2 separate regions of the Homo sapiens genome follow, and region 2 is linked to region 1. Evidence: read pairs that join two places in POLR2A ChIA-PET (ENCODE). Cell type or tissue: PC-9. All regions are shown on one strand. Each heading gives the region's core, and the rest is flanking DNA. Links, peaks and the distances in the headings are about the cores only.

Evidence for each region. ChIA-PET counts read pairs that join two places held together with the same protein. Peaks named below come from ENCODE experiments on the same cell type or tissue, not always from the same donor. Only the 100,000 strongest peaks of a DNase experiment are listed, where the experiment ranks them.
Region 2: POLR2A ChIA-PET joins it to region 1 with 13 read pairs; 16 of 35 experiments call an interaction of 5 or more read pairs at or near these places.

What each region holds. Positions count from the first base shown.
Region 1 is chr3:10,115,128-10,131,267 of GRCh38, reverse strand. BRK1 (BRICK1 subunit of SCAR/WAVE actin nucleating complex) reads right to left here and starts at 15,593. Exons shown (of 3, transcript NM_018462.5): 1 at 15,449-15,593; 2 at 5,560-5,642; 3 at 4,078-4,999. The coding sequence starts at 15,566. The coding sequence ends at 4,973. RefSeq lists enhancers at 14,996-15,045, 15,496-15,785. In PC-9, for the core only: no CTCF peak of the experiment used is centred there; no DNase peak of the experiment used is centred there.
Region 2 is chr3:10,197,493-10,213,632 of GRCh38, reverse strand. It overlaps IRAK2 (interleukin 1 receptor associated kinase 2), which reads right to left. Exons shown (of 13, transcript NM_001570.4): 3 at 13,118-13,264; 4 at 3,941-4,044; 5 at 232-426; 6 at 85-149. Among named protein-coding and RNA genes, the nearest start is that of IRAK2, 41 kb to the right of the region's middle. In PC-9, for the core only: no CTCF peak of the experiment used is centred there; DNase peaks (open chromatin) are centred at 6,302, 7,802 and 9,542; H3K27ac peaks cover 7,298 bases.

The sequences.
Region 1 (16,140 bases), core at 4,894-12,893:
AACAAAGAAAGACCCTGTCTCAAAAAAAAAAACACAAAAAACAAACAACAACAACAACAAAACCTGAGAACTCTAAATCAGCCTTTCTTATTGTATAATCTAGTTGACAGTCATATGGCCTTTAGATGTTAGTTGTTGTTGTTGCTGTTATTATTGTTTTGAGACAGAATCCAGCTCTCTTGCCCAGGCTGGAGTGCAGTGGCATGACCTCAACTTGCTGCAAATTCCACCTCCAAGGTTCGAGCGATTCTTATGCCTCAGCCTCCCGAGTAGCTGGGATTACAGGCACACATCATCAAGCCTGGCTAATTTTTTTTTTTTTTTCATTTTTAGTAGAGATGGGGTTTCACCATATTGACCAGGCTGGTCTCGAACTCCTGACCTCAAGCGATCTGCCCACCTTGGCCTCCCAAAATGCTGGGATTACAGGTGTGAGCCACTGCACCCAGCCATGAAGTTTTGAACAATTATTTACGGCAGCAATTGTCTGCAAACTGCCAGAGCAAATTTTCTAAATCATATTATCCAGAGGCAACTGGGGGCCAACCTTTTTTGCAGGCAACAGCATGAATCTGAGTATAAATACTGGGAAAGAGCCTAGAGATGAACAACAGGCTTCCTGTCCCCACCACCATGTTTATTTGTTTATTTTTTCTATTTTTCTTTTTATTGTAGAGACAGGGTTTTGCTGTTGGCCAGGCTGGTGTTGAACTTCTGGCCTCAAGTGATCCATCCGCCACGGCCTCCCAAAGTGCTGGGAGGCATAAGCCTCAGCACCCAGCCCCCACACCATGTTTTTGAGATGGTGTCTCACTCTGTCACCAAGGCTGGAATGCAGTGGCATGATCATAGCTCACTGCAGCCTCGACCTTCTGGGCTCAAGCGATCCTCCTACTTCAGCCTTCCCAGTAGCTGGGACTATAGGCTTGTGCCACCACACCCTCCTAATTTAAAAACTGCTTTTATAGAGGGGGGTCGCACTATGTTGCCCAGGCTGGTCTCAAATTCCTGGGCTCAAGCAATTCTCCTGCCTCAGCCTCCCAAAGTGCTAGGACTATAGGTGTGAGTCACCACGCCTGGCCTGTACTCTACTTAGTGTGGCTTATAGTACGGGCTGAGTATTATCTGAAATGCTTGGGACCAGAGGTGTTTTGGATTTGGGATTTTTTCAGCATTTGGAAATCTGAAATACTTTTGGAACAACCTTATATACGTACTCATTGAGCATCCCTAATCCGAAATACAAAATGCTCCAATGAGCATTTCCTTTGAGTGCCATGTCAGTGCTCAAAAAGTTTTAGATTTTGAAGCATTTCAGATTTTCGGAGTGGGGATCATCAACCTGTAGTATACTTCTTTAGCTTGGTGAAATAAACATGGGTAGTTAAAGGTCTGAGTAGCAAGAGTGGAATGACAGAACTGGGTACTTCTGTAACGATCAGCCAGACAATAAGCTCCCTATTTTTTCCTGCTTCTGAAATCCACTTTAACCATGTTGGCCAGGATGGTCTCGATCTCTTGACCTCGTGATCCGCCCGCCTTGGCCTCCCAAAGTGCTGGGATTACAGGCGTGAGCCACAGCGCCCGGCCCAAGCTTAATTTTTAAAGACAGACTGAAAACTGCTTTATTATCAAGGGACTTGCAATCTATGCCTAATAGCTCATGGGTTCAAACCTCTTACTTTTCAGCTTTTCAGTAAATAAGTGAATTAAACCAAATTATAGGGTAAAAAACATTTCAAAGTATACAGGCATGAAGAGGTTCCCTTGAAGGTGCCTATGAATGGCTTAGAGGAAAATTTAAAATTTAGCTCATTTTCCACTCAAGATTTTTTTTTTTTAAGACAAGGTCGCACTCTGTTGCCCGGGATGGAGTGCAGTGGTGCAATCCCAGCTCACTGCAGCTTCCACCTCCTAGGCGAATTGCTTGAGCAATCCTACTTCAGCATCCTGAGTAGCTGGGACTACAGGTGCATGCCACCATGCCCAGTTAATTTTTGTATTTTTAGTGGAGATAGGGGTCTTGCCACATTGCCCAGGTTGGTCTCGAACTCTGTCTCAAAAAAAAAGGTAGATTAAAAAAATTATAATTAAAAAAATTATGATGAGTTGGCTGGACATAAAAAGAAAAAAAGAGCTGCCGGGCGCGGTGGCTTACACCTGTAATCCCAGCACTTTGGGAGGCTGAGGCAGGCAGATCACGAGGTCAGGAGATCAAGACCATCCTGGCTAATACAGTGAAACCCCGTCTCTACTAAAAATACAAAAAATTGGCCGGGCGTGGCGGCGTGTGCCTGTAGTCCCAGCTACTTGGAAGGCTGAGGCAGGAGAATCACTTGAACCCGGGAGGCGGAGGTTGCAGTGAGCCGCAATTGTGCCACAGCACTCCAGCCTGGCAGCAGAGCAAGGCTCTGTCTCAAAAAAAAAAAAAAAAAAGCTAACTAAAAAAATAGAAAAATTAAAAAAAAAAAATAAAGACGGGTCTCATTATGTTGCTGAGGCTTGTGCTGACCTCCTAGGCTCAAGCTGTCCTCCCACCTCAGCCTCCTGAGTAACTGGGATTACAGGCGCACACCACCACACCTAGCAGTATGGTACTATTAAGGGCACTAACTCGTTTAGAGCATATTATTTTAATAACAATAAATTAAGATTTTTTTTTTTTTGAGATGGAGTTTTGCTCTTGTTGCCCAGTCTGGAGTGCAGTGGTGCGATCTTGGCTCACTGCAAACTCTGCCTCCTGTGTTCAAGTGATTCTCCTACCTCAGCCCCTTAAGCAGCTGGGATTACAGGCAGGCACCACCATGCCTGGCTAATTTTTCTTGTATTTTTAGTAGAGATGGGTTTTCACCATGTTGGTCAGGCTGGTATCAAACTCCTGACCTCAAGTGATCCACCTGCCTCAGCCTCCCAAAATGCTGGGATTACAGGCATGAGCCACTGTGCCCAGCCAATTAATATCTAGAAGCCAATAAAAAACGTACTGAGCATTTTCACATGTAATGTCATAAAAAGAAGAGCTTTTTCTGCCTAGTATACCATCACTTTTGCCACTATTACTATATCATGCTGGTCCTTGCATATAGCAGGAACTCAATGCTTTTTTTTTAAGCACCTGTCTGCTATTAAATCCATGTGTCTTTTAAACTGACGGCACCAGATAACCTAAAACTTGAACTTTAGAACTACTTCTTTTTTTTTGAGACAGTCTCGCTTTGTCGCCCAGCAGGCTGGAGTGCGGTGGCGTGATCTCGGCTCACTGCAATCTCTGCAGGTTCAAGCAATTCTCTTACCTCAGCCTCCTGAGTGGCTGGGATTACAGGTGCCTGCGACCATACCCAGCTAATTTTTGTATTTTTAGTAGAGACCGGGTTTCGCCATGTTGGCCAGGCTGGTCTTGAACTCCTGACCTCAAGTGATCCACCCAGCCAAAGTGATGGGATTACAGGCATGAGCCACTGCACCTGGCCAAAGATGTTCGTTTCTATTCTAGGATGCACATGCTAAATCAGAGATAAATCCATATCAAGATCAAATCCAGAGCTGAAGCACAGTGTCAGCATGGTAGGATTGGGAGGAACTGAGAAGAGGAAAAGGGCAATACTAAATGAAAAAGTCAAGTCCAGGAGAACTTTCAGGGGGAAATTTGGCTTGAGGTAGACTTTTTTTTTTTTTTGAGATGGAGTCTCACTCTGTCGCCCAGGCTGGAGTGCAGTGGCGCGATCTCAGCTCACTGCAAGCTCCGCCTCCCGGGTTCAGGCCATTCTCCTGCCTCAGCCTCCCGAGTAGCTGGGACTACAGGTGCCCACCACCACTCCCAGCTAATTTTTTTTGTATCTTTTTTTAGTAGAGCTGGGGTTTCACCGTGTTAGCCAGGATGGTCTCGATCTCCTGACCTTGTGATCCACCCGCCTCAGCCTCCCAAAGTGCTGGGATTACAGGCCTGAGCCACTGAACCCGGCTATCTGCTTTTCAAAGAGTAGACACTTAGCTTGTGCCTTATAAAACTAATAATCTTCCTTGGATTGTGGCTAAATTGTGTGAATGCTGGTATTTCAAAAGACTGTAAGCATCATGTCTGATTCAATGCTGTATGTTTTATTGGAGTTTAACATGCCTACATAGTAAATACTTGGTAAATGTGCTGAATGACCAAATGATTCCCAAGATGAGCTAGTCAGCTGAAAGTCCAAACATGGGGACTTGGGCTGGTAAGCCACCTAGGCTTTGAATCAAACAGCTACATCTGAAAGTTTTATGTTAGAATAATAACGCCATGTATTACATTTCTGTGCAATAAGTGAACCCATCTCTAGCTCCTCTCCCCACCATAATCACAGCAGTCAGATAAAAAGTTGAGGAGTTTATTAGGGAAATATGAGAGGCATAGACACTCCAAGTGACAGAAAGAAAAGTCTGAAAATGTCCCTTCAAGCCAAGTGGGGGCCTGGCCTTGACCTCTCCAAATCAACAAGAAACTGGTGGGTTAGCAACAACATTCTCTGGCAGCCACATTGCCAGGGCATGAGTGTCTTGACCAGGACTGCCCCGCACTTCCCACCAAAGGTGGGGAGGAGACAAAGACTGTTCACAGAAGCAGTGCAAAGGCAATGAGAACTTTAAGGAAAGTTTGAGAGAGAGAGAAAGAAAGATAGAGGTGAGGAGGACCTTCACAAAGAGTCCCAGGCTTTTGGCTGTGAATGTCTCAAATACATTGACAAGTAGATGTATAAAATGTTACTGAAAAGGTAAAATGCCTAACGTCGTTTCCAACGGTTCCTCTGAACTTCTTCCCACATACCACACCACACCCCAGATGGCAGAGCCCAAAGGCCACACTTTTGAAAAAAGAAAAACAAGAATAAGCCCTGTTGCTCTTTAAGGAGAAAGGAAGGAGCTGAAGGCTGCTGGGGCCTTTCCCATGTGGCCTGTGTTGTGTAAAGCAACTTCCCAGCAGCAGCACGGCACTGTTCTAGGTGAGTGTCTCACCTTTTGTCACCTGTGAAAGGAAAGGAAAACTGACATTTAGATAAATTAAAAAAGATTAGAGGGGTCTAAAAAAAAATCTTTAGATCCTAGGCAGTGAGAAATAGCAGAAAAGAAGATAGCTGTGAAGTCACAGAAACATGGTTCAAATCCAGGCAACATGCTTAACTTTTCTCTTCTTTTGTTTTTTTGAGATGGAGTCTCACTCTGCCACCCAGGCTGGAGTGCAGTGGTGTGATCTCGGCTCACTGCAACCTCCACCTCCCAGGTTCAAGTAATTCTCCTGCCTCAGCCTCCCGAGTAGCTGGGACAACAGGTGTGAGCCACCATGCCTGGCTAATTTTTGTATTTTTAGTAGAGATGGGGTTTCACCATGTTGGCCAGGCTGGACTCGAACTCCTGACCTCAAGTGATCCACCTGTCTTGGCCTCCCAAAGTGCTGGGATTACAGGCGTGAGCCACCATGTCCGGCCAGTGCTTAAGTTTCCTAAGACTGTTTCTGCTTTCAGGTTTTTTTCAGCAATAAGTGGAAATGTGCATTCTCTCTGGAATGCCCTTGCCCATCAAACTCACCCGAGCTTCAATGTACTCTATTCTCCGTTCAAGGGCTGTCAATTTCTCGTTTAGTGTTGCAAGTCTTGAACGACAAGACATATCTGAGAAAAAGAGACTGGTGTTCAGGATTAATGTCACTCCAAACACAGACACAGACACACACAACACCTACAATGAAAAAGAGGAATAATACACAGAATACAAATGGAAATGGATACAGTGCTAAGATCCACTCATAGCACAGTTGCTTAGAGTGGATCTGCTGAACTTCCTATCAAGTGTTGCAAGTAGAGAATAACGGCCCCACAAAAACGTCCTTTCCTGCAGGGCACGGTGGCTCATGCCTGTAATCCTAGCACTTTGGGAGGACTAGGCGGGTGGATCACCTGAGGTCAAGAGTTCGGGACCAGCCTGGCCAACATCATGAAACCCTGTCTCTTACTAAAAATACAAAAATTAGCCAGGCATGATGGCACATGCCTGTAATCCCAGCTACTTAAGAGGCTGAGGCAGGAAAATCACTTGAACCGGGGGGGGCAAAGGTTGCAGTGAGCCAAGATCTCGCCACTTCACTCCAGCCTGGGTCAAACAGCAAAACTCTGTCTCAAAAAAAAGTCCTTTCTCTAATCCCTGGATCCTGTGAATATGGATTATACATGAGGAAACAGGGCTTTGCAGGTATGATTAAGGTTAAGAACCTTGAGATCCTAGAGTTTGTCTTGGATTGTCCATTTGGGCCCAATCTAATCATAGTCCACAAATGTAGGTGAGAAAGGCATAGGAAGGGGGTCAGAGATGAAATGGAAGAAGAAAAAGAGATTCCAAGTGTGAAGGGGATGCAATCTGCCATTGTTGGCTTTGAAAGTGGAAGAAGGGAGCCATGAACCAAGGGATGTAAGTGACCTTTAGAAGCTGGGAACAACTCTCAGCTCACAGCCAGCAACAAAACAGAGATCTCAGTCCTACAACCACGAGAAACTGAATTCTGCCAACAACCCAATATTCGAGGAACTAGACCCTCTCCTAGAGCCTCCAGAAAGGAAGGCAGTCCTGCTGAAACCCTGATTGGAGCCCAGGCCAGGAGCAGTGACTCATGCCTGTAATCCTAATACTTCAGAAGGCCAAGGTGTGAAGACTGCTGGCCAAGGTGTGAAGATTGCTAGCCCAGTGACCAGTGTTTGATTTATGACCTACACATGGTAAATAATAAATGTATGTGGTTTAAGCCACAAAATGTGTGGTAATTTGTTTTTTTGGTTTTTTTTTTTGAGATGGAGTCTCACTCTGTTTCCAGGCTGGAGTGCAGTGACGCAATCTTGGCTCACTGCCACCTCTGCCTCCCGGGTTCAAGCGATTCTCCTGCCTCAGCCTCCTAGGTAGCTGGGACTACAGGTGTGCGCCACCATGCCCAGCTAATTTTTTTTTTTTGTATTTTTAGTAGAGACGGGGTTTCACCATGTTGGCCAGGATTGTCTCAATCTCTTGTCCTCGTGATCCGCCCGCCTTGGCCTCCCAAAGTGCTGAGATTACAAGTGTGAGCCACTGTGCCCAGCCTGTGTGGTAATATGTTATGCCAGGAATAGCAAATGAATACACCAAGGCTGTACAGCCATTTACTAATGGCCTAACTAAGACTTTCAAGAGAGGGGACATGGCAAGAATAAGAAAATAATCTCAACAGGAAAGAAACGAGGCTGGGCGTGATGGCTCACGCCTGTAATCCCAGCACTTTGGGAAGCCAAGGTGGGCAGATCAACTGAGGTCAGAAGTTTGAGACCAGCCTGGCTAACATGGTGAAACCCCATCTCTACTAAAAATACAAAATTAGCTGGGTGTGGTGGCGGGTGCCTCTAGTCCCAGCTACTCGGGAGGCTGAGGCAGGAGAATCACTTGAACCTGGGAGGCGGAGGTTGCAGTGAGCTGGGATTGCACCACTGCACTGCAGCCTGGGTGACAGAGTGAGACTCCATCTCAAAAAAAAAAAAAAAAAAAAAGGCCAGGCACGGTGGCTCAGGCCTGTAATCCCAGCACTTTGTGAGGCCAAGGCAGTGGATCACGAGGTCAGGAGATGGAGACCATCCTGGCTAACACAATGAAACCCCGTCTCTATTAAAAATACAAAAAATTAGCCGGGTGTGGTGGCGGGCGCCTGTAATTCCAGCTATTCGGGAGGCTGAGGCAGAGAACTGCTTGAACCCGGGAGATGGAGGTAGCAGTGAGCCGAGATTGCACCACTGCACTCCAGCCTGGGAAACAGAGTGAGACTCCGTCTCAAAAAAAAAAAAAAAGGAAAGAAAGTAGAGGCCAAGAAAGCAGCAGAAATTATGGGGAGGGAAGGTGTGAGAGTTCTGAGCTCATTAAAGCCATGTCACTACTGTTGCTCCTAGAGGCAAAGGCCTTTCAGAACTAGAGAAAAGTTGGAGAGCATCAAATACCCGATAAAGCCCACATTCCATCTGTGAAAACAGCCAAAATTATTCTTCTTCCTCTAGCTTTTCCAATCTTCTTTTACCATCTCATTCAAAATGAAACCAGATTTAATTTAAAACAACTTTTTCTCTGCAAACTTCTGTAACAGGAACTATTCTTTTTCCAACTATTCTCAACATATGAGAGAAAAGGTATCTTAGCATGGTCATTATCTTCTACTCTCTCCTCCAACATTGTTGTTCAGTCATCTCTCAATAAACTTCAGTTTTCAAGTCTGAAATATTCGCTGAGACTCTCCCACGCAATGATTTAACACTTAGCTAACAAGTTTCCTTTTCATCTATTCCCTGGCTGTTTTGCAAAAGCGCTTCAGCATCCATTTTGACAAATCTTCCTACACCCTGATCTTGCCTCAACTTTCATCTTATTATGTCCAAATCTTACTCATCTTGCCTGCCTATCTCCTTCAAGGCTAAGTTCAAATTCTATCTCTGAGAGGTCTTGCCAGATGGACATAATAATTCTTCCTCTTCTGTATTTATCTAAACATTTACGGATGAATTTTTTTTTTTAAAAGAGACATGGTCTTGCTCTGTCACCCAGGCTAGAGTTCAGTGTTGCAATCATAGCTTACTGCACCCTCCAACTCCTAGGTTCAAGTGATCCTTCCACCTCAGCCTCCCGAGTAGCTGCAATTACTACTCAGTAGGTGGATGCCACTGTGCCTGGCTAATTTTTTTGTTTTTTGTTTTGGTAGATATGGGGGTCTCACTTTGTTGCCCAGGCTGATCTCAAACTCCTGAACTCAAGCAATCCACCTGCCTTGGCCTCTCAAAGTCCTAGGATTACAGGCGTGAGGCACCGTGCCAGCCTCTGAATTTCTAATTTGTAAGTTATTCATGTACTTGGTCTTTGGTTATGACTTCCCTCTTTGGATAAAGATTTTACAAATAAGAATGTGCATCACTACTATTTAAGATGGTGAAAAAGCAACAAAACCAAATGCCCATGATTGGAATGGTTTGATATAGCGTATTAATGAGACTATTAAAATAGCCATTGAAAGTTACAAGTGGCCAGGCGCGGTGGCTCATGCCTGTAATTCCAGCACTTTGGGAGGCCGAGGCGGGCGGATCACCTGAGGTCGGAGTTCAAGACAAACCTGACCAACATGGAGAAACCCCATACCTACTAAAAATACAAAAAAAAAAGAAATCCTGTCTCTACTAAAAATACAAAATTAGCTAAGCATGGTGGCGCACACCTGTAATCCCAGCTACTCTGGAGGCTGAGGCAGGAGAATGGTTTAAACCCAGGAGGCGGAGGTTGCAGAGAGTCAAGACTGCACCACTGCACTCCAGCCTGGGCAACAGAGCGAGACTCCATCTCAAAAAAAAAAAAAAAAAAAAAAAAAGTGGCCGGGTGCAGAGGCTCACGCCTGTAATCCCAGCACTTTGGGAAGCCGAGGTGGGTGGATCACCTGAGGCAGTGAGCCGAGATTGCACCATTGCACTCCAGCCTGGACAACAAGAGTGAAACTCTGTCTTAAAAAAAAAAAAAGTTTGAGGAATATTTAATGAAATAGGAAAATATTCATGTTACGAAACCAAATGATATTTATGTACTTGTAATTTACAATTTATTTACATGTCTGTTTCACCGTTAGAACAAGTTAATCAAAAGAAGTACATATTGCCTCTTGTAACCTTAGCATCTTGCCTGGTACATAGATGTTGACTGAAAAAAAAAAGATGGATTCTGGTATATTAGTGGAACAAAAGATTGACTCTAGTGTAACTCTATTCACCTTACAAGTGGGAAAACTGAGGTCTAGGTAAGCTGAGGGCCCATGTTGGGTCACTGGTATTCTTTCCCATACTGTGTGCATCCCAATGCACACTACTATCATCTTTCTGTGCCTCCGGGGCTATAATTTATACCCCAGGTCTCCAGCCCAACTCTGCCACTTTCCATTCTTTCACCTGCTTAAAGTATACAATTCAGTGGTTTTTAGTATACTTACAGAGTTGTGCAATAATTATAATCTACTTTTAGAATATTTTCATCATCCCCAAAAGATACCTTATACCTCTTAGTCCTGTCACTCCCCATTCTGTCACCCCTCAGTCCCTGGGAACCACTAATCTTTGTCTCTATGGATTTGCCATTTCTGGACATTCTTCATTCTTTTTACGCTTGTGCTGCTTGAATTCCCAGGTCTAGCTTAAGTATGATCACTTCAGCATCCCCCTTTTCCTGGATGTACTGCCACTTTCTGTCGGAACTGCCCAACAGGACCAAGCCTCTTTTCAGTCTGGTTTTTGGAAGTCTGAAAGCACGTTATGTATGCTACTGAGTAAGAGCATGAATATTATCTCTGACAACCTGCCATTTCCCATGAAGACATACGAAAATTATTGGGGGAGGTAGGAGAGAGGGAAGTTTCCTTCCTGGGTGGCTATTCTGTTCTAGCTGTCAATCTGGTAATGAATTAGAATTCAAGAACAATACTATGCTCCTGGCCTACATGGATAAACACTGTTGAGAAATAGAAAATGTTCAACTGCAGAAACCTTGGTCATATTTCAAATCCTAATAAGTATACGCTGGTTCAAATAAAAAACACTGAGAAAGCATTCAGCAGCTGGATAAATCTGAAACCAGAGCACAAGTATGTGTACATTATCACCAGCCTTTAACTGAAAATACCAGTTCTCGTTAGGAAACAAATGCTGTTATCAGACAGCTCCTTCTCTGAACTTAATGCATATAACTTCAGCATTACAAAAATCAATACTGTCAGGCCGGGCACGGTGGTTCACACCTGTAATCCCAGCACTTTGGGAGGCTGAGGTGGGCAGATCACTTGAGGTCAGGAGTTTGAGACCAGCCTGGCTAACATGGCAAAACCCCATCTCTACTACTAATACAAAAAGTAGCTGGGCATGGTTGTGTGTGCCTGTAATCCCAGCTATTTGGGAGGCTGAGGCAGGAGAATCAGTTGAACCCAAGAGGCAGAGGTTGCAGTGAGTCAAGATTGCACCACTGTACTCAAGCCTGGGCAACACAGCAAGACTCCATCTTAAAAAAAAAAAAAGAATTAGCCAGGCGTGGTGGCGCATGCCTGTAGTCCCAGCTACTCAGGAGGCTGAGGCAGAAGAATCGCTTGAACCCGGGAGGCGGAGGTTGCAGTGAGCCGAGATTGCACCACTGCACTCCAGCCTGGGCGACAGAATGAGACTCTGTCTCAAAAAAAAAACAAAAACTGTCTTTCTTTTGGAATGTTTTTGTAGTTAAGTCTTACTTTTCCAGCAAAATTCTGAATGTCTTAGGAGTGGGTATCATACCCATTTATTCATATTTATTCCTTTCTCACAGCATCTGACACACACCAGGCATGCTACATTTGTTGGCTCAGTACAAAAACCAAGATTTTAAAAAAACAGCCACATTCTCTATTTTGTCTTTATACTTCTCTGCATATATTACCTTTAGAACCAGAAAAAAATAGCATAAGAATAAAAAGCGATAATCTCTAACCATCTATTTTTAGAAACTTCACCAATTCCAAAGTGCAAAATAGGCCTAGTGTTATGATATTTTTGCTACATTACGATTTGTATGTCCTCAAGTTCACGTGGGAGACTGTGACTCTACTCTCACCAGCAGGAATCACAAGGTAAATGCTTTTCAGAAAGTCATTCACTATCTTAGAACAACAGTTCTCTCTCCAAAATACATGGCCCATGCAGATTCTCTGTGGTCAGGGTAAGGACTACAGAATTGCTAACATATTTGAAGAACTTCAGATGCTCCCTCAAAGTAAATTCTTTTTCTTTGAGAGAGAGTCTCACTCTGTCACCCAGGCTGGAGTACAGTGGCACGATCTTGGCTCACTGCAACCTTTGCCTCCAGGGTTCAAGTGATTCTCATGCCTCAGCCTCCCAGGTAGCTTGGAATTACAGGCATGAGACACCATGCCTGGCTAATTTTTGTATTTTTTATAGAGATGGGGTTTCGCCATATTGGCCAGGCTGGTCTCAAACTCCTGAGCTCAAGTGATTCACCTGCCTCGGCCTCCCAAAGTGCTGGGATTATAGGCATGAGCCACTGTGCCTGGCCTCAAAGTAAATTCTTTTTTTTTTTTTTTTTTGAGATGGAGTCTTGCTCTTTCGCCCAGGCAGGAGTGCAGTGGCGCGAGTGCAGAGCTTGCAGTGAGCCGAGATCGCACCACTGCACTCCAGGCAACAGAACAAGACTCCGTCTCAAAAAAACAAACAAAACAAACAAACAAAAAAAACCATTAGGAAAAGGAAATATATTTACTATTCATTAAATGGCAGTGGATCATCATAAAGGTCTTCATCCTCATTGTCTTCCTGCTGAGTAGGCTGAGGAAGAAGGGGAAGAAGAGAGGTTGGTTTTGCTACCTCATGGGTGGCAGAGGTGGAAGGGGAGGCAGGAGAGGTAGGCATACTGTATAACTTTTATCGCAATAAATCCACTTATGGCCAGGCACAGTGGCTCATGCCTGTAATCCCAGCACTTTGGGAGGTTGAACAGAGGTGGATCACTTGAGGCCAGGAGTTCAAGAGCAGCATGGCCAACATGGCGAATCCTGTCTCTACTAAAAATACAAATATTAGCCGGGCATGGTGGCACACACCTGTAGTCCCAGCTACTCAGGAAGCTAAGCCAAGAAAATCACTTGAACCTGGGAGATGGAGGTTGCAGTGAGCCGAGATCATGCCACTGCACTTCAGCCTAGGTGACAGAATGAAAATCTGTCTCAAAAAAAAAAATCTACCTGTAAATGGATCCATGCACTTCAAACATGTATTGTTCAAGGGACAATTGTACAAGCCTACTAATGGCTTAGGATGGGAAAAAAACATCCCATACATAGTCATCCTGACTCATTCAATACCAAGACAACATACTCAAGTCTATCCTTATAATTTAATTTATCCAGTTTCGCAGCCGGTGGGGTCTTTTTCTAAACTCTTGCATTGTGATAGTGTCAATCTTTTTTTTTTTTTTTTTTGGAGACAGAGTCTCGTCTTTTGCCCAAGCTGCAGTGCAGTGGCACGATCCCTGCTCACTGCAACCTCTGCCTCCCCGGTTCAAGCAATTCTCCTGCCTCAGCCTCCTGAGTAGCTGGGATTACAGGTGTGCAACACCATGCCCAGCTAATTTTGTATTTTTAGTAGAGACAGGGTTTCACCATGTTAGCCAGGCTGATCTCAAACTCGACCTCAGGTGATCTGCTCGCCTCAGCCTCCCCAAGTGCTGGGATTACAGGCATGAGCCACCATGCCAATCTTTAAGAACTTGCCTCAGGTACACCTAACTGCTAAGTCAAATTCCTTTGACTGTTAATCCTGCATTATAATTCTCTTCTTACTTAGTTGTATTTAATTGTTATTTTCTCTAAATTCACTTTCTAAAATCTTTAAAAACCACCTAGTAATTACTCCAAACATTTGGCCATTATCATCACTTTAAGGGAGGATAATGATCTAAGCTAAGGGAAGTCATTTCTTTTGGCTCCAAAAGACTGGACTTCTGTATGTCTAATTCCTTAGTTTAGAATTTTTGGGGGCAGGGCACAGTGGCTCAGGCCTGTAATCCCAGCACTTTGGGAGGCCGAAGCGGGTGGATCACTTGAGCTCAGGAGTTTGAGACCAGCCTGGGCAAGATGGCCAAAACCTGCCTCTATTTTTAAAAGCACAAAAATCAGCCAGGTGTGGTGGTGCACACCTGTAATCCTAGCTACTCAGGAGGCGGGGGCATGAGAATCATTTGAATCCAGGAGGAAGAGGTTGCAGTGAGCTGAGATCACGCCACTGCACTCCAGCCTGGGCTAGAGTGAGACCCTGTCTCAAAAAAAAAAAAAAAAAAAAGAATTTGTTGAAAAGCCCAAATAAAGTCTTTACTCTCTATCTGATCATAAAATGTGACTCTTACAAATTAGACATAAAAATATCCAAGCTGATATCTCCTTGCCTATAAAGCAAGAAAAGGGACATTTCTCCTTTGCAAATCCTAAGCTTAGGCTTTTCAATTTTCAGTCAGTCGCCTAGGCTGGAGTGCAGTGGCATGAACATGGCTCACTGCCTTCAGGGCTCAAGTGATCCTCCTGTCTCAGCCTCCCGAGTAGCTGGGACAACAGGTGTGCATGACCATGCCCAACTAATTTTTTTGTTGTCGTTGTTTTGTAGAGATAGGATCTGGTCATGTTGCTCAGGCTGGTCTTGAACTCCTGGGCTCAAGCAATCCTCCCACCTTGGCCTCCCAAAGTGCTGGGATTACAGACATAAGCCATTGAACTCAGCCACGATTATAGTCCTAAACACCCTGTATGAAAATACTTTAATACAAAAATGATGCTCTTCTTTGTCCTGAAGTTGTCATTATTTCATCTTCAAGATTAGAACTTCTTTGAATGTAGGAAGTGGTTCTTATTCTGTGTCTCCCACTATGCCTTAAGAGAGGGCCTCATATGGAGCTCTAGCATCTCTCGCTGATGCTTTCTGACAATCTCTTGCTCTGTCACCTTTGTACTCCTAAGGCCATCAGTCCTTTAGTTAGAGAATCATTCATTTAAAAATCTTTCCAAAGTACACTAGTCCCTATATCCTGTAATTACACAAGAAAGTCTAACCAGTGCCAAGTTCTGTTAAACACTTGGAGAAGAAGGGGTAGGAATCTCGATTGCTTTGCTTGCTGTTCATAAGGAAGAATTTAAGGCTGTCACAAGCAGGCCATGCCTAGGAAAGATTCTGGTAAAGATATCTTTCTGCTGAAGGCACCCGACCTGTGTTAGCTCTGAGGAATGGGCTAGAAGCAGACAGAACACCTACCATAAGCTATATATACTAGCAATACAGAGAGGACTTCCAAGGTCCTACAAGATCCTGGCATCCCTCTGACCTCATCTCCCACCACTCTCACCGCAGCAGACACAGGAAACAGGAAGGAATGGACAAGACGGGAGTGGTTGACAACGGGTCCAACTAAAAGGCACGACGCTAGAGGGTATCGACCAGATCCTGAAGATGGGGAACGGTCAACAGTCTTGAAACAGAGGAGTGACACGGTCCCGGATGCTCACTTTGAGTGCAAAGTGGGGACCGGAATGGATGCAGAGTACAAAGGAGGCAGGGAGACCACTTAGGAGAAGAACCACGGAGCGAGGATGGGGCTGCCTGACGCGTCTAGGAGAAGGACTTGTAGAATGGATCCAGAGGGATGGCAGGAAGCCATGAGCTCAGCGTAGGGCAGGATAACCCTACAGAGACTGTCTACGGGAGCCTGAGGGTCAGGGCGGGAGGGAGAAGGTGGGACCTGAAGGAGGAAGTGAAAACCCGCAACAGCCGAAGGCTGCGGGAGTCCTCTCAAAGCATCTCCCCGGCGCCCCAGCCCAACCACCTCAGCGGCCTCCCTCCTCCCCGCCTCCCCTTGCTGGCCCGCTGACCGAACGAGTTGAGAAAGTCTGCGATTTTCTTGATGCTGCTGGTGATTATCTCAATGTACTCCCGGTTAGCCCAGTCCTGGTGAATCTCCCGCTGCACCGGATCCTCCTGTCCCGCCATGGCCGCCGCCTGAGGAAGAGCGACTGCGCAGGCGCCCCGACCCTACAGGCCTCTAGTGCGCCTGCGCTGCCAGGCCACACCCATCCTCTTGAGCACCCACGAATTCTCGGGCACTATGATAGGCCTGTGCAACGTCACGTCCTCGCCGGCGTTTGCTCTCTACTCCCACGCTATAGAACACAGAAGCCTGGACGCCGGCGGCGAGGTTGTAGTGCACGCGCGTTATGGTCGTTACACGGCGCGTGGGGTCTTGCCGTCTCCCTCAACTGCTCCAGGCTCAGGTTGCGCACTCAGTGTCCGCAGTGAGATGGGCACAGTCGATTAAATCACATTAAATACAAGTCTTTTTTTTTTTTAGACGGAGTCTAAAAAATAATATGGTCATAAATAGCTGGGCACACTGCAAACTGGAACAGTCCCTTTCAGAAGGAAATTTGTGTTTTTGTGTTGTTTTTTGAGACAAGGTTTTTTCTTGTTTTTTGTTTTTTTGAGACGGAGTCTTGCTCTGTCGCCCAGGCTGGAGTGCAGTGGTGTGATCTCGGCTCACTGCAACCTCCGCCTCCCAGGTTCAAGC
Region 2 (16,140 bases), core at 4,960-12,959, 82 kb before region 1:
AGAGTGCTTAAAACATGACTGGGCACACAGGAAGCACTATATAAAGGTTAGCTATCATTATTACTAAACAAAGGGGAGGCTTACCTAAGACAAATCTGCAACTCTGCCTGGAAGAATCTTTCGATTGATCCTGGACTTGAACAGGCTGTCTGTAGAGAAAGACATCAGAACATGAAGATCCCGCCCCACCCCTGCAGCCTCCACCCCCACTAGAAACCAAGAAGTGCTCACCTCTCTGAGCTTCTTGAAGACGAATGGCTTCCCGTGCCTGTGCCCTCTGTAGACGTCAGCAAAGGTCCCCTGGCTGATTTTGCGGTTTTGATTGAAGTCATCGGTTGCCTGGACCACGTCTGCCTCACTCCAGAAAAGGCTGTCTCCAGCCAAGCTCAAAAGTTTTTCCTGCTTAGGAATGGAGGTGCTGAAGTCCTGGAGACCCAGAGAGAAGAGATGGAGATTACTATGGAATCTCGTTTTCTCTGCTACCTCAAGGGACCTTGGAACACCAGAGATGGAGGGATGGAGGGGATCAACTTATCCAATGGAAACTGTAAAAAGGACATGGATAGGCCGGGCACGGTGGCTCACGCCTGTAATCCCAGCACTTTGGGAGGCCGAGGCGGGCGGATCACGAGGTCAGGAGATCAAGACCATCCTGGCTAACACAGTGAAACCCCGTCTCTACTAAAAAATACAAAAAAAAATTATCCAGGCGTGGTGGCGGGCGCCTGTAGTCCCAGCTACTCGGGAGGCTGAGGCAGGAGAATGGGGTGAACCCAGGAGGCGGAGCTTGCAGTGAGCCGAGATCGCGCCACTGCACTCCAGCCTGGGTGACAGAGCGAGACTCTGTCTCAAAAAAAAAAAAAAAAAAAGGACATGGATAGGCCCAAGCTCAAATCCCAGCTCCATCTGTATCTTGCTCTGTGACCTTGGGTGAGTTACTTAACCTCTCTGAGCCTCAATTTTTTCCATCAGCAAAAATGAAGGTAACAATAGTACCCCGAAGAGTAATTTTGAAGACTAAGATGTGAGTATTCCTGGCACATGGTTGATGTTTCCTTTATTTCAGTTTACAGAAGTAAGCACTGAGGAAATAAAACAGCTGAAGTGAGGTCCCACAGCTGGTCAGTGGCCGAGCTCAGCACTCTTGGTCTAATTCACAGCATAGATACTGGGGTTCCAGACTCCTGGGAAGTAGGATACAGGTTCATATAACCAAACCAGGGGTGTCCAATTTTTGACTTCCCTGGACCACACTGGAAGAAGAATTGTCTTGGGCCACACATAAAATACACTAATACTAATGATAGCTGATGAGCTTTAAAAAAAAAATTGCAAAAAAAACTCATAATGTTTTAAGAAACTTTACAAATTTGTGTTGGGCCACATTCAAAGCCATCCTGGGCTGCACACAACCATGGGCAAGTAAGACAAGCTTGCTTTAAACAGAATTCCAGAGACTGCATGTGTATATAAGCCTATAAAAAGAAGTTCTGTTTCCGTTTTTAATAACTTCTCTCTTTAAAACACATGTACGTAATTTTTTTTTTTTTTTTGAGACAGAGTCTCGTACTGTCACCCAGGCTGGAGTGCAGTGGTGTGATCTCGGCTCACTGCAAGCTCCGCCTCCCAGGTTCACGCCATTCTCCTTCCTCAGTCTCCCGAGCAGCTGGGACTACAGGCACCCACCACCCTGTCCGGCTAATTTTTTGTAATTTTTTTAGTAGAGATGAGGCCTCACCGTGTTAGCCAGGATGGTCTCCATCTCCTGACCTCGTGATCCGCCCGACTTGGCCTCCCAAAGTGCTGGGATTACAGGCACGAGCCACCGCGCCCGGCCTAAATTTCAATTTTTTTAAGTTACATATGCTCTTAACAGTTTTTGAAAATTAGTATCCATAACCCCATTATCCATTTAACTGCTATTAAAGTTAGTGTATTTCCGGCCAATTAGATATACTAGGATTTATTTAACAAAACTGGTATCATGCCACACACATAGTTTTGATTTCTTTTTGAGACAGGGTCTCACTTTGACACCAAGGCTGGAGTGCAATGGCATGATGTCAGCTCACCGCAGCCTCAACCTCCCAGGCTCAAGGGATCCTTTCATCTCAGCGCCCCCAAGTAGCTGGGACTACAGGTGTGTGCCACCACGCCTGGCTTATTTTTTAAACTTTTTTTTTTGGCGAGGCCAGGCACAGTGATTCACTGCTTGTAATCTCACCATATGTGGGAGGCCAAGGCAGGCGGATCCTCTGAGGCCAGGAGTTCAAGACCAGCCTGGGCAATATGGTGAAACCGTGTCTCTACTAAAAATACAAAAATTAGCCAGGCGTGGTGGCACACACCTATAATCCCGGATACTCAGGAGGCTGAGGCAGGAGAATCGCTTAAACTGGGGAACCAGAGGTTTCAGTGAGTCGAGACAGCCTGGGCAACAGAGGGAGACTTTGTCTCAAAAAAACTTTTTGGCCAGGCACGGTGGCTCATGCCTGTAATCCCAGCACTTTGGGATGCTGAGGTGGGCGGATCACATGAGGCCAGGAGTTCAAGACCAGCCTGGCCAACATGGCGAAACCCTGTCTCCACTAAAAATACAAAAAAAAATTAGCCAAACATGCTGGCATGTGCATGTAATCCCAGCTACTCAGGAGGCTGAGGCAGGAGAATAGCTTGAACCTGGGAGGCAGAGGTTACAGTGACCAAGATCGTGCCACTGCACTCCAGCCTGGGCAATGGAGCGAGACTCCTCAAAAAAAACACAAAAACAAAAAAAACTTTTTTGTAGACACAGGATCTCACACTGTTGCCCAGGTTGGTCTCAAAGTACTGGGCTCAAGTGAACCTCCCATACCAACCTCCCAAAGTGTTGGGTTTATCCTTCATGGAAGGTTGATCTATTTATTAATTTAGAGATGGGGCCTCCCTGTGTTGCCTAGGCTGGTCTCCAACTCCTGGGCTCAAGCGATCCTCCCACCTCAGCCTCCCAAATAGCCAGGACTACAGGCATGTGACACCACACCTGGGACATGGAAGAGCTTCATTAACCACACTCATGCAAAGCTGGCTTCTCCCCCAGGCACTGGATGCAAAGGGTCTAGGCTCACAACACTTTTAGGGGCCATCAGAACATTTTAATTTATTTTAAAATCAGAAGAAAATAAATGGACTTTTAGAGTCAAAGAAATGTCCTCATTTTTAATCCTGCTTGGATTTTATTTATCTTCGTACCAATATGGTCATACATTTTTGGAGACAGGGTCTCACTCTGTCACCCAGGGTGGAATGTGGTGGTAGGATCACAGCTCACTGCAACTTCTGCCTCCTGGGCTGAAGCCATCCTCCCGCCTCAGCCTCCCAAGTAGCTGAGACCACAGGTCGAAAATAAAATAAAATAATAAAAGAAAATAATGGCCGGGTGCAGTGGCTCATGCCTGTAATCCAAGCACTTTGGGAGGCGGAGGCAGGTGGATCACCTGACGTCAGGAGTTCGAGACCAAGCTGGCCAACATGGTGAGACCCCGTCTCTACTAAAAATACAAAAAATTAGCCGAGCATGGTGACATGCACCTGTAATCCCAGCTACTTGGGAGGCTGAGGCAGGAGAATCACTTGAACCCGGGAAGCGGAGGTTGCAGTGACCCGAGATCGTGCCACTGCACTCCAGCCTGGGTGGCAGAGCGAGACTCTGTCTCAAAAATAATAATAATAACAAATTAAAAAACAAGAAGTATATTCACTGAAGTGCCCTCCCTCCCTCTCCCCGCTATTATTGACCTCCTCTACTTACAGTCTTAGAAGCTTGGGGTAATTTGATGGCAATTTCCTTTCTCCTCTCCACCCTTAAACTGGTCTCAAGGGGTAGAGAAATTGCATTTTTGAGAGGGAACTACACGCTGGGAGACATGGCTTGGGGGCTGCAGCCGAGGGGTGGATTTACCTTTGAATCAGACGAAGTGGGGAGGTCGCTTCTCAAGGAATGAGGGGCATCTTCTTCAGGAGGCTGGAGAAAGGCCGGCTGGTGGGCTCTGGCTGGAGAGGACCCTGGAAAGGAGGGACTATGGGTCAGGATGCAGCCTCGGGGAGGAAGACAGGAGGGATCCTGGTCTAGTCCTCAGACTATGCCAGTCTCCTGTTCACTCCCCAAACACTTGTTGCTGCCAATTCCTGACACCCACCATGTGCCAACCAACACACTCCTCAAGCATCACCTCAGGATAAGCCTCTGACTCCCCTACAACCTGGGGCCTGTTTATCATCCCAGTTGGCAAGTGGAGACACGGAGACACCGGAGGTAGACGCAGTGCTCAGGACCACCCAGCCAGTAGATGGTAGAGCCGAAATTCAGACGGAAATCTGTTTGACTTCTAGGCCCTGCACTATCTCACCTCCTACTCAAAGAGCAGAAAAAGACACAGAGGTGAACTAGCTACCAAGCCTGCCTTCCAGAAACCTCCACCAGGGCAGGGATGCAGTAACTATCCTCCGAGGATACATCCCACGGGAGAGCGAGGTCAGAGGCAGGAGAGACCATAACAGGCTGGGAGATGAGGAGGGTTCACAGAGGAAGTGGCACCTGACCTGGGCTTGAAATATGGAGAAACGTTTTCAACAAGCAGATATGGGGCAGTGGAACCAGCCCATGCAGAGGTGGGGCAGTAGAAGGGCCCGGGGCTGGAGTAAGTTAACATCTAGGTACATGAGTTAGCAAACATCATGCCAGGCACTGTTCTAAATACTTCACATCTGTAATACCAGCACTTTGGGAGGCTGAGGCAGGAGGATTGCTTCAGCCCAGGAGTTTGAGATCAGCTTGGGCAACATGACAAGATCCCGTTTCTACAAAAGATTTTTTTTCTTTTTTTTTTTTGAGATGGAGTCTCCCTCTGTTGCCCAGGCTGGAGTGCAGTGGCACAATCTCGGCTCACTGCAAGCTCCGCCTCCCGGGTTCACACCATTCTCCTGCCTCAGCCTCCCGAGTAGCTGGGACTACAGGCGCCCGCCACCACACCCAGCTAATTTTTTGTATTTTTAGTAGAGATGGGGTTTCACTGTGTTAGCCAGGATGGTCTCGATCTCCTGAACTCGTGATCTGCCCACCTTGGCTTCCCAAAGTGCTGGGATTACAGGCATGAGCCACTGCGCTCAGTCCTACAAAAGATTTTTTTTTAATAGCCAGGTATGGTGGTGTACACCTGTGGTCCCCTCTACTTGGGAGGATGAGGATCACTTGTGCCCAGGAGGTCAAGGCTATATTGAGCCATGATCACACCACTGCACTCTAGCCTAGGAGGCAGAATGAGACCCTGTCTCAAAAAAAATCCTTCCCGTGCGTTAACTCATCTAATCCTCATGCCAATCAGGAAATAAGGTACCACTGCACCATTTTCATTGCCTCTTTGCAGATGGTGAAATGAGGCATGGAGAAGTTAAGTCACTTTTCCAAGGGCCTTGGCCTTTGGCCAAGGCCTGCTTCTGTGCGGACCAGCCACCATGGCCCACCTCACCCACAGTCTGTGCCTGCGCCCACCGAGGAGCCCCCCTACCAGACGGCCTCATTAGTCTTCAGATTAATCTTCACATGGGGCACACAGTCATCAGTGGTTCCAGTGTCTATGTTCTTTTTTTTTTTTTTTTTTTGGAAACAGAGTCTCACTCTGTCACCCAGGCTGGAGTGCAGTGGCACAATCTCAGCTCACTGCAAACTCCCCCTCCCAGGTTCAAGCGATTCTCCTGCCTCAGCCTACGAAGTAGCTGGGACTATAGGCGTGCGCCATGATGCCGGCTAATTTTTGTATTTTTATTAGAGATGGGGTTTCACCATGTTGGCCAGGCTGGTTTTGAACTCCTGACCTCAAGTGATCCACTTGCCTCGGCCTCCCAAAGTGCTGGGATTATAGGCGTGAGCCACCATGCTTGGCCATGTCTATGCCCCAATCCCTTAGTGAGTGAACAAGATTCACAAGACGGAATGTTTGACAAGTAGTTTAGGGTCACTTAAACGTGAGGTTAAAGAGGGTGAAATTTCTTCACTAGGCCCCATGTGAAGATTAATCTGAAGACTAATGAGGCCATCTGGTAGGGGGGCTCCTCGGTGGGCGCAGGCACAGACCGTGGGTGAGGTGAGCCATGGTGGCTGGTCCGCACAGAAGCAGGCCTTGGCCAAAGGCCAGAGGCTTCAAACATCATCATCTGGAAATACCTAGGAAGCCCCATGGCAAGGACAGCTTCTGAGTAACTGGGGACCTGACCCTTCCAAAGGAAACTGGACTTGACCCCAAGATTACTGGATAAATCTACCTGCTTCAGGTATTTGTGGCTTACAACATCAGGAAAGGAATGACTCATCTGGAACTTTGGCTATTAAAAAATTTATTTTGGCCTGGGCACAGTGGCTCAGGCTTGTAATCCCAGCACTTTGGGAGGCCGAGGCAGGTGGATCACCTGAGGTTAAGAGTTTAAGACCATGAGCCAAGATTGTGCCACTGCACTCCAGCCTGGGTGACAGAGTGAGACTCCACTTCAAAACAAACAAACAAAAAAACAAACAAAAAGAGTTTAAGACCAGCCTGGCCAACATGGTAAAACCCCATCTCTACAAAAATACAAAAATTAGCCTGGCATGATGGCGAGTGCCTGTAATCCCAGCTACTTGGGAGGCTAAGGCAGGAGAATTGCTTGAACCAGGGAGGCAAAGGTTGCCGTGAGCTGAGCTGTGCCACTGCACTCCAGCCTGGGGGACAGAGCGAGACTGTATCAAAAAAAAAAAATTTGTTTTGGCCAGCACAGTGGCTCACACCTGTAATCCCAGCGCTTTGGGAGGCTGAGGCAGGTGGATCACCTGAGGTCAGGAGTTCGAGACCAGTCTGGTCAACATGGTGAAACCCTGTCTCTACTAAAAATACAAAAATTAGCCGGGCATGGTGGCACATGCCTGTAGGCCCAGCTACTCAGGAGGCTGAGGCACAAGAATCGCTTAAACCTGGGAGGCAGAGGTTGCAGTGAGCCAAGATCATACCACTGCACTCCAACCTGGGCAACAGAGCGAGACTCAGTCTCAAAAAACAAAAAACAAAAAATTTTATTTCACGAGACTGAAAGTAAAATCAGCCTGGCTAAACAATTAACCCACACAGATAGCTGATAACATGAAATCACCTGAGACAAGGTCTGGAGCCTGTCAAGGGGCTGCCCTCAGCCTCATTCCTGGGATCTTTGCCCTGCTGCTGTGTGAATCTAGCAGCCAGGAGAATGCGAGCTGGAGACCCCCAGCTGCTGGGAGCCTGGCTATCTGCGGGCCTGGCTGTGGCTGGCTCCAATCAATCCCTGCATCTGCATCCGGACCATGCTTCCCAGGGGCTGTTCCCCAGGCACTGTGTGCAGAGGGTACACTAGGCAGATAGGACTGTGATGGCCAACGGACACCCTGGAGAGTCTGCCTTAGACCGAAGGCAGGCCAGCAAGTGCCCACCCAGCCTTCCTCGGAAATGGCGCACCATGGTCCCAAGGCTCTCCCAGCCTTGCCCAGCTCCCTCTGCATTTTCTTGCAAGTATTTGTCCTAATGAAATCCTATCTTGTTGATGAAATCCTATCCTGTCTTGGTATCTGCCTCTCACCAAGGACCTGGACTAATGGAGGCCTCTGCTGGCCAGCACAGGGCCCCCGTCCTGCAGAAAGGCTGCTCTGTGATGGCCACTTCCACCCTTGCCCTGCCTTCTCTTGGCCTCAGCTCAGTACCCTTGGCCCGCATCCCTCAGACTGCAGTTATGTTCATCCGGTCTCCAAGTTTTTGGCCATGTCTGTGCCACCTCACTATGAGTCACCTGACGGTTTTCTTTCAACCAACTTTAATTCCAGTGTTATGTATTCAGCCTTGTGTTAAACAGTAATATCCATGAAGTCCCTAGTTCTTCTACACATGATCTATATTTGTGCTAACACCCAGGTTCTGTGTACCACTGCAGGTGTGGGCCCCACACTGGGAACCGCTGCTCCAGACTAACTTGAGTTCCATCCTGCTGCCAGGCCTGGCCACAGGGCAGGGCTGTCTCTGCACACAGGGTCCTTCTGTGCCCAGTAAATCTGAGGTCAGAGCTTGCCTCACACAAGTCATGAGTTTCCTATCTGACTTAATGCCTGGGGTTTGCTCAGGAGGCTCCCCCAGGCCTCTCAGTTTGGGGGAATCCCTGAGGCCTGCTCCTGCGACACATGAGGGCTATTAGTTGGGTTTATTTATCCCTGTGGTCTTGGGGAAAAGAAATGGACTCTGGTCTGGAAAATCAGACAGGACCCACCAGCCATTACTCTCCATCTCTCCCTACCCAGCCCTCCCCTCCTCTGGGGTCTAATCGGATTGGCTCCTCGTGCCTAGGGTAGTTATCTGTGGTAGGAGAAACTCACAACCATAATCTTTAAAGGCCCCCACTGTATGTCCAAGGGCAGAGAGAGGAGAATGAGAAGGAATTCTCCAGCTATCAAGGATATGAAAATCTCCCTGGATTCCATACAAACTAATCAGAAGTTGGCCATGGGTGGATCATTACTGAAGCCAGCTGATGGGGACATGGAGGGTCATTATGCTCTTGGCTTTTGTATGTTTGTAATTTTTTCATATAAAAATGTTTTAAAATAATGGCTAAGGGAGGGGAGGGAGATGGGGCAGGAGAGTAGATGAACAAGATGGGATACTTGTTGGGTGATAGTGATAGATGGGGCTTGGGGCTTCTACATAATCTTGTTTCCAAGAGTGAGGCACAGCTAATCAGAGGTCAGATCAAGTGCCAGGACTTAGCTAAAAAACAAACCATTTCCTATGGAAATGCTTCCAGAAGCTTTCTTTTTCTTGCTTTTCTTTTTTGCTCTGTTTTGTTTGTTTTTGTTTTTGAAACAGAGTCTTTCTCTGTCACCCAAGCTGGAGTGCAGTGGCGTGATCTCGGCTCACTGCAACCTCCGCCTCCCAGGTTCAAGCAATTCTCCTGCCTCAGCCTCCCAAGTAGCTGGGATTACAGGCGCCTGAGACCATGCCTAGCTAATTTTTATATTTTTAGTAGAGATGAGGTTTCACCATGTTGACCAGGCTGGTCTCGAACTCCTGACCTGAGGTGATCCGACTGCCTTGGCCTTTTTGTTGCTATTCTACTGAGGCTAATATGCCTGCTTTCTCAAGCAAAATGCACCACCTCTGGTCCTGCCGAGCTGTGTCATTGCAGGTACAAGAATTGCAGAAGCAGCGGCACTGTATCTGACATGGGGTCTTCTATGTCCTGCCCTGATGCTGGCAGCGGGTCTACCCCCAGCTGCCCCATCTCCTTTATTAGTATCAAACAGAATTTGGCTCAAGCGCTGGCTCCAGCACTACTCAAGATCTGACCTCAGATGAGCTGTGCCTCACTTATCTGAGCTTTCTCAAATGTAAAAAGAGCAATAATGGTCTGTTTCTTGTCCAGGTAAAAAGAGCTGATGTTTATAGAGCACAAAGGTCAGGCTGTGACACATGCAGTACTTGGTATTTTACCAAGGCTGGTGAAACTATGTGTAGAGTAAGTAAACAGATTCTGACTGATAGCCCAGTGGCCTCTCCTACAGCTAAGGCTTTGTAACAGTTATTTCAGCTGCTCAAAACCCTTTCATCTGAATTCTAGCTTCGAGACTGCTTTGCCGAGGTGCTCATAGCCTATCCATGGCTCCTCTGCTCACATATTTTCCTCCTCAGCCAGGCGCGGTGGCTCATGCCTGTAATCCCAGCACTTTGAGAGGCCGAGGCAGGTGGTCAAGAGATCAAGACCATCCTGGTCAACATGGTGAAACCCCGTCTCTACTAAAAATACAAAAAATTAGCTGGGCGTGGTGGCGCGCACCTGTAGTGCCAGCTACTCGGGAGGCTGAGGCAGGAGGATCACTTGAACCCAGGAGGCAGAGGCTGCAGTGAGCCGAGATCGCGCCACTGCACTCCAGCCTAGTGATAGAGCGAGACTCTGTCTCAAAAAACAAAACAAACAAACATATTTTCCTCCTCCATGTCTCTTCCCACTTCCTTCCCACCTACTGCAAGGGGGAGCCAGGGTATCACAGGGATCAAGATGTGGGCTCAGTATACTTCACTCCTACCAAAATCCTTTAAGATAATTGATGAGTTTGAACTCTGGGGCTCAGTGGAACCTTGGGGTTTTCCCGAAAGAAGACAAGCTTTGGGTGGTTTGATGAAATGAATGATTTCTTATTTTCAATTTAGGCAAAGATAGACAATCAACTTCCTGTCTCTGCCTGCAAATTGTAGTTATCATCTTGACCTGCCTGGGCACATTTGCTCCAAGTGCCATCAAGAAAGCAAATAGGGGCTGGGTGCAGTGGCTCACGCCTGTAATCCCAGCACTTTGGGAGGCCAAGGCAGGTGGATTGCTTGAGCCCAGGAGTTCAAGACCAGCCTGTGCAACACAGCGAAACCCCATCTTTACAAAAAATACAAAAATCAGTCAGACGTGGTGGTGCGTGCCTATAGTCCCAGCTACTCAGGAGGCTGAGGCAGCAGGATCGCTTGAACCCGGGAGGCAAAGGTTGCAATGAGCCGAGATTGTGCCACTGCACTCTAGCCTGGGTGACAGAGATTCCATCCCACTGCCAAAAAAAGAAAGTAAGTAAATAGGGCTCTGTGCAGTGGCTCATGCCTGTAATCCCAACACTTTGGGAGGCCAAGGTGGGAGAATCGCTTGATCCCAGGAGTTCGAGACCAGCCTGGGCAACATAATGAGATCCCATCTTTACAAAAATAAAAAATTAGCCGGCCGTAGTGATGTACACCTGTAGTCCCAGCTACTTGAGAGGCTGAAGTGGGAGGATTGCTTCAGCCAGGGAAGTTGAGGCTGCAGTGAGCTATGACCGTGCCACCGTCACCTAGCCTGGGCAACAGAGCAAGGCCTATCTCAAAAAAAAAAAAAAAAAAAAAGGAAAGAAAGTAAACAGCAAAGGCTGACAGAGACATGTGATGTTTATTTTACTTTTATTTTTATGTTGAGACAGAGTCTCACTCTGTCACCCAGGCTGGAATGCAGTGGCACGATCTCAGCTCACTGCAACCTCCGCCTCCTGGGTTTGAGTGATTCTCCTGCCTCAGCCTCTCGCGTAGCTGGGACTACATGTACCCGCCACCACGCCCGGCCAATTTTTTGTATTTTTAATAGAGACAGGGTTTCACCGTGTTAGCCAGGATGGTATTGATCTCCTGACCTCGTGATCCACCCGCCTCAGCCTCCCAAAGTGCTAGGATTACAGGCATGAGCTACCACGCCCGGCTGGCTGTGATGTTTATCTTTACAGTAACCTAGATAAAGAATACCAGAAGGAACTGCTATGCCTATTACCTCTTCCATCCTGACCAGCACGCCCCTACAATTTCCCTATTTTGTTATAATTTTCCCTTTGGTCAGGACCATTTCCCCTTATCTTTCATTGCTGATCAAAAGTCTACACTTAAAAATACATATATTTAGCTACAGGAAATAATCCAGACTCCTTGGCCTAGAATTAACTTTCTAGATTCAACCTATCTGGAGTGTCTGGAATGTTCATAATATCAGATAACATTTAATGAGCACCTCCATGGTGCAACACTCAGGTGCAGGATTTCTTACCACAACGTGATGAAATAGGGTCTATTATTCTCCTCATTTTACAAATGAGTAAACTGAGGTACAAACGCTAAGTCATTCTACAAAACAGCAGCACTAGGATTCAAATATGAGTCTGTCTAATACAAAAGCCCACAAAACATGTTCCTTTCAGCTGATGCCGCCCCTGGCTTCAGAAACGGCAACAGTGAACTGAGATTACATGGATTTGGGGTCTCTGGCTCACCACTCAGGAGGCCGCAGGAGACAGGAGGTGAGGCAGGGCTCCAGGGGTGAGGCGGTGAGAATGGAGATTGGGCTGAGCAGCAGCTCCCCTAGGGAGGTCATCTGCTGGCTGAGCCATTCTGTCATTTGGAAACTGTCCCTGAGCCCTTGCCTGGGCACAGGCGACGGAGACAAATCTGAAGTGGTCCAAAAGGATTTGGGATAGCAGTGAGTATGATGCTTAGGGATGTGAGTGTTCAAATCACACAGCTCAGACATTACTTCCTATTTGTGTGACCTTAAGCAAGCTGCTCTCCCTCTCTGGGCTTCAGCAGACTGTGACTGATGGAGGGGAGGAAAGTGGTGGGCAGGAAGCACCCCTCAATTCCCCACTGCATGGCTGCGAGGGCCGGGGCCTATGGAGAATGGACAGAGAAATGGTCAGACATCCGGTCCAGAGCCTGCACGCAGGGCCAACCTGTGCTGGGGACACGGGAGACCACTGGTGAAAACAGGGACCCGGCAGTACATGACCTCAGCCAGGTTGGTTAACCTCGCTGTGCTTTAGTTTTCTCATCCATGAAATGGGCATAATCACAATACCTAATTCATAGTTAGTTGAAGATTAAATGAGTCAATATCTTTGAAGTACAGTACTTGGAATAGTGTCTGGCACTAGAAAGCCTCCAATTACCGAGCTATTTCTTTTCTGCTCACAAAAATGGTAACAGATGTTATATACATTTTGTTACCTGATTTTTTCTACTTTTCTACCTCCCGATATTGTCAGTATGTTTCCATGTACATATGCACGTCTACATCACTGTTGATAGTACTTTGTTGTGACTGTCTGACATTAATTTTATTATCCCCCATTGTTGTTGCCAGATTTTTTGCTTTCTTTAGGAAGAGTCTCGCTCTGTCACCCAGGCTGGAGTGCAGTGGTGTGATCATAGCTCACCACAGCCTTGCACTCCTGGGCTCGAGCAATCCCCCTACCTCAGCCTCCTGAATAGCTGGGACTACCAGGTGCATGCCACCATGCCTGGATGATTTTTTTAAAATTTTTTGTAGAGAAAAGGTCTCACCAGGTTGCCTAGGCTGGTCTCAAACTCCTGGGCTCAAGCCATCCTCCCGCCTCAGCCTCACGGAGCTGGGATTATAGGCATGGGCCACCATGCTCAGCCTCAATTTTTTGCTCTTATATGCTAAGCTGAATGTCCTTATAGATATATCTTCATTTCCTTAAATAAAAGTGCTTTAAGTAAAAAAGTTAAATTTAAAATACCTGGGCCTGGAAAGGTGGCCATCCTCACAGGCTGCCCCTCTTCCTGTTCATCCTCAGCCTTTCTTACAGAAGCTGCCAAAGGCTTTTCTGGCTTCACAGAGTCAGGGAAGGCTGGAATGGGACACCTGATTTCAGGAGCCGGTTTCCCTGAAAACAAGGTGGAAAGAAAGTTATTACTATTCCATGAAGTGGGGTAGCCATTGAGAGACTGGTTCTGGAAGTCAGAGACCTGGGTTCTAATTCTGGCTCTGCCACAAATGCATGGTGTTGCAGGGCGGGAGGGTCTTTCCCTTTCTGGCCCCGGCCTCCCCATCTGTAAAATGCGGTAGACCAGGCGCGGTGGCTCACACCTGTAATCCCAGCACTTTGGGAGGCCGAGGTGGGTGGACTGCCTGAGGTCAGGAGTTCGAGACCAGCCTGGCCAACATGGTGAAACCCCATCTCTACTAAAAATACAAAAATTAGTTGGGCATGGTGGCACACGGCTGTAGTCTCAGCTACTTGGGAGGCTGAGGCAGGAGAATCACTTGAACCGGGGAGGCGGAGCTTGCAGTGAGCCAAGATCGCACCACTACACTCCAGCCTGAGCGACAGAGCAAGACTCTGTCTCAAAAAAAAAAAAAAAAAAAAAGAGCAGTGGCTGAACATGGCAGTCCTGGTGAAGGTGGAGCTCTGACGTGCTAAGTCACATACACCTGCTTCCACCCAACCAGCTGTGTGACCTCCAACAAGTCACCTTCCTCCTCTCGGTCTCCCTTCCCTCACCTATAAAACGGAGGTGATAATGGCGTCCGTTTGCCTCCCGCTGGGGTGTCATGTGGGAAAGGAGAGTAGAGATGGGAATGGGCGCTGTAGACTGCACATTTCCCTGAACACGTGAGCGGGTCAAAGACACCATCCCTCTAAGCTCCCACTCCAGCCCCTAGGGATCAAAGTTCTGGCTGTCCTACAACCTCCCTTTCACGCAGTGGAGACAAACGCATCCTTCCCACTTGATGGATGAGAATCCTAAAACAGCAGCCATGGCCACTGAGGACGGGCTGTACCAGGCCCAGGCCCAGCTGCACAGACATGAATCCTCACAACATCTCTGCTTCTCATCCCTGTTCAGAGATGAGGAAACTGAGGCCTGAGCAGGTTAAATGACTTGCTAAGATCACATGCCAAAGGCACGCAGGACTGGCCGAAGAACTCCCCTGCCTTCTCGAGGGTAATCATTTCCTTTTTACATCAACTTGGGAAACCCCAAAGGTGCTTCGAGGGTGTGTCAACCTCAGCTTCCAGCCAGCTTCTCAGAGCTGCTCTGTGAAACAGCTTCCTCTCCCCTCCTCCACTGGGCCCTGATCTTATCCCTTCTGGCTGGGCCCTGCCGCCAGCTCAGGCAGCCTCCACACCCTTGCCAGGCTACTTCTTACCAAAGTATACATCTGGCCTCGTCACTTCCCTGCTTGAAGCCTTTATGGGGCTCCCCATTGCCTAGATAATGTCCACACTCCTTAGCCTGAATCTTTCTGTCTCCCCATTGCCTCCCAGATAAAACCTGATGCTATAGCCCTGCATTCAAGTCCCTCATTCTCTGGTGGTTTGGGATAGACTCATGTTTGAGAATGACAAAAACTGGGGCACTGAAGTCCCAGGAAGGGCTGCTGACTCGCTTGATGTCACACAGAGCATGACATAAAGCATGACACAGGGGATGTCACAACAGATGTCCCAGGTAGGGCTGGGACAAAACATCTCCAGCAACATTTCTTTGAACTGGTCAACTGTGCCTCTCTAAACAAAACCAATTGTTACCCTGGGACCTCACTTTTCAAACCCAAGCTTTTGAACTAAAATAATAGGACCTAAATTTGCATAGCACCACACTGGTATGGCACCGTGCATATTTATTTAATTTTCACAACAATCTCTGGTAGTTCATAGGTTTATCTGCATTTTATTTTTGAGTATATTGAGGCTCAGATAAGTGAAATGACTTGTGTCAAGTAAAACAGCCAACAACAGTCAAACCTGGGACTGGTTTCACTGTCTCCCACCCAGCTAGGGCAGAACTATTGAAACACCACTGCCATCACTGCCACCACCAGCCCCAATTCCCCCAGGGGCAGACGCCCCAATCCCCAGACAAACAGGAACAAAGGGGTGATCACTGACTTCCCCAGGGTGGGAGGAGTTGGGGAGACATCGGGAATGCACAAAAATAACAACAAGGCTGAATGTCGGGGGGTGATGAGTGGCTTCGTCCTTGTGTTTTCTTTACTGTCACTGACATTTTAAATAAATTTTCGTTTTGTTTTGTTTTGTTTTGTTTTTTGAGACGGAGTCTCGCTCTGTCGCCCAGGCTGGAGTGCAGTGGTGTGATCTTGGCTCACTGCAAGCTCCGATTCTCGGGCTCACGCCATTCTCCTGCCTCAGCCTCCCGTGTAGCTGGGACTACAGGCGCCCACCAGCACGCCCGGCTAATTTTTTCTATTTTTAGTAGAGACAGGGTTTCACTGTGTTAGCCAGGATGGTCTCGATCTCCTGACGTCATGATCCGCCCTCCTCAGCCTCCCAAAGTGCTGGGATTACAGGCGTGAGCCACTGCGCCCGGCCTGAGTGGCTTCTTCCTTGTGTTTTCTTTACTGTCACTGATATTTTAAATAATTTTTTTTTTTTTTTGAGACGGAGTCTCACTCTGTCGCCCAGGCTAGAGTGCAGTGGCACAATCTCGGCTCACTACAAGCTCCGCCTCCCAGGTTCACGCCATTCTTCTGCCTCAGCCTCCCGAGTAGCTGGGACTATAGGCGCCCACCACCACACCCGGCTAATTTTTTGTATTTTTAGTAGAGACAGGGTTTCAGCGTGTTAGCCAGGATGGTCTCGATCTCCTGACCTCATGATCCGCCCTCTTCAGCCTCCCAAAGTGCTGGGATTACAGGTGTGAGCCACCATGCCCGGCCCTCCTTTGGACAACTTTTATGAAGACTAATGGAGACACTGCTTAGCTCAAAATATGGGACCTTTATTTCTGTGGTGGT